2 separate regions of the Homo sapiens genome follow, and region 1 is linked to region 2. Evidence: read pairs that join two places in POLR2A ChIA-PET (ENCODE). Cell type or tissue: MCF 10A. All regions are shown on one strand.

Region 1 (4,000 bases), 57 kb after region 2:
TCTTGCTTGGCTGTTCTTGAAAAATGTAACTATTGAAAAAGAAACTGGCAAGATCTTAAGGACTGGGGCTCAGTTCCTGGCCCCAGTGATGGGCTTGGAAATTGCAGCTACAGCAATTAGAAGTTCCAATTTCCAGTTCACAGAAGGTCAGGCCATGGGGTTATCCTTGGAGCAGTTCTATCATTCCTCTGAGGAAAGGTTCCACCAACTTGAGGGAATCTGGACCAAATACCAGTGAATCAGCATATATATTGTTAATGGCCACAAGCAGGTTTGACCTTAACATCATTTTTGAAATCTGCAGTGACAGTTGATCTTTTTGTACTCTGTCTTATCAAATGTGAGCCACGAATTAGCAAGTACCTCTTACTTCCTGCCATTCTCTAGATGGGGCTTCTCAAACCTTAACACGCATCCAAATCCTGTGGGTATCGGGTTAAAATGCAGATTTTGATTTAATTGGTTTGGGGTCAGGGCCCCTGACTCTGCATTTCTAAAAAGCCCTCAGGTTTCTTTGAGTAGCAAGACTCTATGTCTATGTGTATTTTCACACACTAAGCTTTGTTTTTCCTAAGCAACATTGATACATTCCCCTTAGACAATTTGTTAATCAAACCAATTAGCCCGTTGTAAACAAGAGATACAAGAGATTGTTTCTTGCCACAAAACACTTTCCCTAGCCAGTTTTCAAATCTGGTTTTTCTAAGAGATAGACTTTTCTGTTCTTTATTATTACTGTTGTTTTTGATATGTGTGTTGGGGAGGGAGATCAAAATCATTTATATTCATTGAAACCAATCATCCACTGAATGACTTTAAAACACTAAGTGGCCAGTGTCTACTTCAGAACCAGCCAGAAGTAAGCCTTTCTTTGTCTTTAGCTTACACATCATGATGCTTTTGTGCAATGTTACTGAACCCCCATCTGACTTATCTGGTAAGAGAGATTTTCATAATTGCATGCAAAGCACCGATAATCTACAGAAATGCCAGCCAGATTTGTGGCACTAATACCTTTCACAAGTCTTATGATTCATATGACTCAGGGCCCACAGACTGTCTAACTTAAGGGAAGCCTGAAATGATGCTTATTGTATGTGTGTCATTGATCTTCTCAAAATTCATCCTCAAATATCTGTTCCATACTAGGAGGTAAGAATCAGCAGAAAAGAAGGAATCTTTGGAGAGCCAAAACCATCTCTACACCAAATTGAGAGACTGGAATTATAAGGTGAATGCAATTAACTGGCAGTCGCATCCATGTTGAGAACACAGTCATCCCTTTAATAGAGAACATTTGCTGTGCTTGACAAACTCACAGTGAAATGGTTGGATCCATAGGAAGCAACATGCTGAAAATGGTTTCAATATGATCCTGTTTTTTCACTCAATAGCCATTGATTGAGGGTGTCCAGCCAAAAACAATGAGAAAATGAGCCAACAATAGTCTTACCCTTTGACCATATTAGATAAAGTCGCAGCTGAAATTTGTTATATGTTTCAGGAATAACAAAGCATCCATATGGAACATATATTTGGCAGTGTGGCAGCTGATGAAACCAGGAAAATTAGACAAATTATCAATTGCTCGCTCCCAAATTACCCCAAAAAGAAATTAGATCCATTTTCAGTAGCTTTGCCTTCAAATTTCTTCATTCCGTGAGTCACCACTACCTTCTGCCAAACTAAATATGTCTATGAACGGCTGGAAACTTTAATGGAAAGAAACATAAAACTCAAACTACGTAGGAAAATTTAAGCTTCTTCATGGAAGATCTTCGTGGAAGACTAGCAAGTTAGGAATGTGTGAAGACAGACAACACATCGATAATTCCTTTTGTTTGGGGTCACTTCTGAGTTAGAGAGCAATGCAACATGCTGGCTTGACTTCAAATTAAAATCAGCTTTTTCCTTTATTTCTTTTGTAAGCCTCCAATCCCTCAAACTACTAGGGTTTATTAAGGTACACAGTCCTACAGTCAGGTCGATCAGATTTGGGATAAAGAGACTTCATGATGTTATCCGATGGATGGTAGAAATTAGTAAATGAAGATTTCATGAATGGCTAAGAGCTTAATTTTCTAGAAACTATTCTGAGGTGTTACACCAGAAGAATATGACATAGCAGTTCACTTTGAGTGTATGGACTGTGGTTATGAGCACTACCCTCATATGAGTTTATTGAGGTTAAGTTTAAAGGGTCCAGCTGTGCAAAGAGCTCTGGACCAAGCATGAGGTGACTGAAATGTAGCCTTGGCTTTCCGACCAGTAGCTCCAGCTTTTCCGACCAACTTTTGTGACCTCATGCACATCATGTTTTTTCTGGACCTTGGTCCTTTCATCTGGGAAGTGAGAGCACTGGATCAGATTGCTCTATATGGTTCTTTCTAGCTCTCTAATTTTTCAATTCTGCATTGGCAAATAGAAACCACTTGTAGTGTTCTCTAAGGGCTGGTGCTCCAGCTGTGATTCATACCTTAGCCAGGGATGTACCAGTTGTTGCATACCTTCCCTTGCCCAACACTACTCCTTTTAAATAACTCACATAGAAGTAGAGAGGAACTGAGTGGAGGTTCTGTTCTCACTTTCATAAGTAGACCTTATTGGTGAGGGTCCAGTAGCCTTTGAAAATTACCTGTTGACTAGAGTTAGCTTAATCTTGAGCTAGGCATTTTCAGTGGAGCAGTGGTGAAGGGGTCCTAAGAGGTGACATCTCAAGTAGACTTGTTGACTTTTTTCTCCTATATCTTCAATCTCAGATCCAAAATGATGTCAGTAGCAAATTGTAAGTCATGGTATATATTCTGGGGACTGGAAGAAGGAAATAGCTTTTGGAATGACATTTTCAATATCAAATCAAGAAATTTTATTAAGTGCTCCATACTAGATGCTGTGAAAAACAGGAGGGGGGAAAACCCTTAAAACTTAGTCTGTGTTCTTCTGAAAAAGCTCAAGATAAAATAGAGAGAATGAAAATTTACAGTAGCAGCAGTAGCAGTAGCCAGTATTTGATTGTGTGGTTCAAAAGTGTTACAACTGCATCAAATGTTGTGTCTCTGGGAGCCATGGGATGTGAGGCCCCTGGGATAGAAGAACCACAGGGTCACTGGTCCATATGGTGATAAAACTCACAATTTTGATTTCATCAAAGCCATTCTCAAACAAAAAAATTTAATTCCCCTAAGTCAGGCTGTGATAAGAAAACAGTTTGGATGTACAACTTGAGAGTGCGAAGATACTTTTTCTGATTAGTGAGTACATTTCCTCTGCTGAATGCTGCTTTTTGAGGCTAAGCAGAAATCACCAATAGCTGACTTGAGAGAATAGAAATCTTTTGCCTATATGTGATATCTCTCAGTGACTACCCAATCACCTCGTGGGGAACAAAGTCTTTAAGCAAGCTCAGTGTGGTAAAATGATAGGCCCCATCTCTTTGCTGCTTCTTCCAATGAGAGGAAATAGTGATACTGAGTGAGCATTCTGAAGATACATTAATTAACTCTTGGGTGGTCTCAATGTAAAGTGATATGTGAACAGGAGGCAGCAACATGCTTTTCTTTTTTAATTAATGAGGTTGAGAAGATACACTGCCAAATTAACTTTTCCAGATTATAATTGTTGCCTAAGGTTTTACAGAAATCATGGCATTGATCTAATTTGTGAGCCATGATTTGGGATACAAGGCAAAAAGCATCCAATTCAGTTCATCAGTTGTGACTATTTGGATGGCCCTTCGTTTCCAAAGCACTTCTACAGCTGAGCCTCAGAACAACTCAGAAGTGTATTTTTATTCCCATTTTACGATAAGCTATGTAAGGCTCAAGGACGTTAAGTGACTTCTCCAAGGTCATAGAACTGTTCAGTAGGGGAGCTGGGTCAGGCCCAAATGGGGAACTTCTGACTGTTTCTGAGCAATTGAATGACTGTGATAGGACTCAGATAGGAAAGGCACAAGAAAAAAGGAGAAAAATTTGGTCATTACCTTTGAACCAGGCTTTTT
Region 2 (4,000 bases):
GTGCAAAGCATCTACTGCTAAGTTCCCAGTAAACTTGTGTTTTGTTTTTTTTTGTTGTTTTTTTTTTTTGAGATGGAGTCTCGCTCTGTCACCCAGGCTGGAGTGCAGTGGCGCGTTCTCAGCTCACTGCAACCTCTGCCTCCCGGGTTCAAGTGATTCTCCTGCCTCAGCCTCTGTAGTAGCTGGGATTACAGACGCCTGCCACCATGCATGGCTAATTTTTGTACTTTTTAGTAGAGATGGGGTTTCACCATATTGGCCAGGTTGGTCTCGAACTTCTGACCTTGTGATCCACCCGCCTTGGCCTCCCAAAGTGCTGGTATTACAGGCGTAAGCTAAATGTGTGTTCTTAATCTTCCATTGGGTTCTGCTTTCTTTCTTTCTTTCTTTCTTTTTTTTGAGTTGGAGTCTCACTCTGTCACCCAGGCTGGAGTGCAGTGGTGTGATCTAGGCTCACTGCAACCTTTGCCTCCCAGTTCAAGTGATTCTCCTGCCTCAGCCTCCCAAGTAGCTGGGATTACAGGCACGCGCCATCATGCCCAGCTAATTTTTTGTATTTTTAATAGAGATAGGGTTTCACCATGTTGGCCAGGCTGGTCTTGAACTCCTGACCTCAGGTGATCTGCCTGCCTCAGCCTCCTGAAGTGCTGGGATTACAGGCATGAGCCATCATGCCTGGCCGTGTTCTGCTTTCTTATAGGAGTTCTCTAGAAAAATGAGAGAAGGACACATGGGGCCACAGAATAGCATCCCTAATGTTCCCAAACTCCTTGAAATGTTTTTGTTCAATTCTCAATCAACACTGTTGATGGTCTGTAGCTGATCAAACCCGCAAAATAGATATTATTAAGGATGCCATCTCTCTGCCTAACTACTAACCAAATTAATTAACAGGCGGAGAAACACACTAATTTGAATTTTACCTTTTGTTTTTCTGTTTAAGAGGCATACCAGCTCAAAATAAGAAGTTCTTTAAACATCTGCAATGCCCAAACTAAGAAAATATTCAGGAATGAAATGGGAACAAATTAAAAGAAAGCCTCATAAAGCGTTTAATCTCCATTCTTCCTCTCAAGCCAAATTAATCCCAAATTTCTACAAGAAAACATTAAGATACCATCTATGCTTCACTCTTTAAATTAGCGGGGGGCTATAGCAAAAAGAATTGAGGTTAGATTGACCAACCACATACATCCTATTTTTTGTCTCCAATAGAGAGATTCTTTTTCTTTTCTCTCAAAGCACAAGGTATAAAGTGTAAAGTCTGAGCGGAGGGATTCCCTGGTCTGTTTCTTCTGGGTCTGTCTCAGCATCACAGCAAAGCCATGGGCTGAAACTCACTTGAGTGAAGCAGATGCTGTACCAAGTAGCATGATTCCCATGCACACACGTGCACGGTGGAGGCCATTCAAACCAGCTGGGATATCGTCTGGTTTGCATTTGGCTCTCTTCCCAGGCTGTCACATGTGACTTCTTTGTTGCAGACAATGACAGTGACAAAACAAAAGCACTCAGGGACTAGGTCTCAGTTGCATCTGTTGCTTTGCTCATTGTCTTAACTTAATTACGCCAGCCACCCTTGACAATGGGCGGCAAGTGGAGGCATGTTAGAAGCAGCCGTCATCAGAGCTGGCACCCACCTTTGGTGCACTTCTTGAAGAGTTATGAAACTGTCTCACATTCAGTCAAGCAAAAACTTTTCACTTCAGCAGCTTGTCCAATACAAACAAACCAGCTGAAACTGTTTCTAGTATGCAACTAGACAGATTTTTAAAAGGAAAACAGTAGTGAGTAAATACTGTTTCCTATTGACACCAACGAAGGTAAGACTATTAAGAAAACATTGATCCTCCAGCTCACTGGGGTTGGTTAAAGAAGTTTACCCTTTAGAAGGAAAGGTTAACAAACACATTAGGAAATAAGTTTGTGGAGGGTTTGATTTGTGATATATATGATTACCCATTATGGACAGACACGCATATTTAGGGTGCTAGAAAAGGCCCTGAAGAGGCCATTCACCTTCTCCCATTATCTCTTGGTTCTTATCCAAGCTCCAAGCTTTCCTTTGGAAAGCTATCCACAGACTTTTCAATTAAGATTACTGTGCCAGGTGTGGTGGCTCACACCTGTAATCCCAGCACTTTGGGAGGCCGAGGTGGGCAGATCACTTGAGGTCAGGAGCTGGAGACCAGCCTGGCCAACATGGTGAAACCCCGTCTCTACTAAAAATACAAAAAATTAGCCTGGTGTGGTGGCGTGTGCCTGTAGTTTCAGCTACTCAGGAGGCTGAGGCAGGAAAATTGCTTGAACCCAGGAGGCGGAGGTTGCAGTGAGCTGAGATTGTGCCACTGCATTCCAGCCTTGGCGACAGAGTAAAACTCTGTCTCCAAAAAAAAAAAAAAAAAAAAAAAAAAAAAAAAAAAAAAAAGATCACTGAGGACTAATAACAACGGCAATAATAATAATCTTGCTTAACATTTGCAAAGGCTTTACAGTTTACAAAATAATATCACTGAATCCTTACAATCACCACATGAGGTGATGCGGTGTTATTCCTGTCAGTCCCACGTACAAGCTGAAGCTCGCTAACATTTAGTAATGTGCTTGAGGTCACAGAGGAACAAACTGATAGACAAAGGGCTAAAATAATAACAGTTCCCATTACTTGAACATTTGTCATGTGCTGGGGATTGTAGTATGTATGTAAATTGCATATATTTTCTTGTTTCCTATACTTCTCTCAGGGATAAGTACTACTGTCTTGACTGTTTTATCTTTAAGGAATCTGAAACTTAGGATAAACAACTTGCCTAATTTCTTATGATGGAGATGTAATAGTGGTTGGAATTTGGACCTATTCCTTCTGATTCTGGAGCTCACCAGTTAACCACTCTGCTAAACTGCCTCCCCAAGAGGTAAAAAATATCTAGTGCTTTCAAGTCCAAATCACTTTCCAATAGCAATAGTTGATAATATCATGAGCTGCCCATGCTTCCAGATGGGGGTAGATGCTAGTTTGGAGGGAAAGGCTGTGCCATGGGACAGAAGACTCAATGAGGAGGGTGAGTATTACCACAAGCTGGGACCCATTTGTAATGGTATTTATAGAAGTCTAGGAGCACAGTATTCAATTAGCAAAAGCAAACTCCCTAGGTATTATAACCCCCTTTTTTTCCTCCCCACTTATCTTTATGAGATTTTGCCTGAGAGATAGAATCTAAAAGGATAAAAATAGGCTCTTTAAACTTCAGGGAGGAAGCAGTGATGTTTTCAATAGACTATGTTTCCATCTCCACCCACTCCAAACAAGTTAAGTATTGTATGACATGAAGTCTAGGAAAAGCCTGGCACTCTATAAAAAATACTGGGAAAATTCTGTCCAGCATGGAATATCAGCAGCTTATTGTACAGCATAAAGTACTAACTCAGCATTGACCTGCTCCCAAAAAGGGCAAAATGAGAAGAAAAGAGCAGTGGATGATTGGAAAGAGGGCTCAGATATCAGCCCTTTACCTGTTGAAAGGGATGTGCTATAGCAATTTTGCTGGCTTGGCCTGGGGACATGTGAAATGGTGGAGGATGATTTAGATGTCTCAGTATCAACTTTGATATCTCTTTACTTCAGGGAATCACAAGTTCAAATTCCAGGAGAGTTGGATCAGCCTTTCCTCTCTGGCAGCCAGGCAAAGCGAGGGTCATGCGATCTACTCAGCACTTTGGGATGTGACTTCAAAACCAAAGAACAAGGTGCACATTTTGAGAAACGTGTACTCCTTGTTTATGTGGCTGCTTCTTTAACAGAGTGAGGGATATGTACTTACTGGACACAGTTTTGGTTAGCCCAGCATCACGTTTTTTTCTGGAAACCTCACCCCACTTTTTATGTGGTTGTAGGAATTCCCCCACCCCCTGCCAGTACAACGGCTCTTCTTTGGCTCTAGTGGATTGGAACAGGGCAGGCCCCTCCCAAGAGCCAGTGACCAAGTATGGTGGGGACATT

Evidence for each region. Peaks named below come from ENCODE experiments on the same cell type or tissue, not always from the same donor. Only the 100,000 strongest peaks of a DNase experiment are listed, where the experiment ranks them.
Region 1: POLR2A ChIA-PET joins it to region 2 with 5 read pairs; 2 of 35 experiments call an interaction of 5 or more read pairs at or near these places.

The regions. Positions count from the first base shown.
Region 1 is chr12:102,461,579-102,465,578 of GRCh38, forward strand. All of the region lies in intron 2 of IGF1 (insulin like growth factor 1), which reads right to left. It overlaps LINC02456 (long intergenic non-protein coding RNA 2456), which reads left to right. Exons shown (of 13, transcript XR_007063427.1): 11 at 1-4,000. Among named protein-coding and RNA genes, the nearest start is that of IGF1, 17 kb to the right of the region's middle. In MCF 10A, no CTCF peak of the experiment used is centred here; a DNase peak (open chromatin) is centred at 1,683.
Region 2 is chr12:102,404,707-102,408,706 of GRCh38, forward strand. All of the region lies in intron 3 of IGF1 (insulin like growth factor 1), which reads right to left. LINC02456 (long intergenic non-protein coding RNA 2456) reads left to right here. Exons shown (of 13, transcript XR_007063427.1): 8 at 2,782-2,915; 9 at 3,626-4,000. Among named protein-coding and RNA genes, the nearest start is that of IGF1, 74 kb to the right of the region's middle. In MCF 10A, no CTCF peak of the experiment used is centred here; a DNase peak (open chromatin) is centred at 1,605.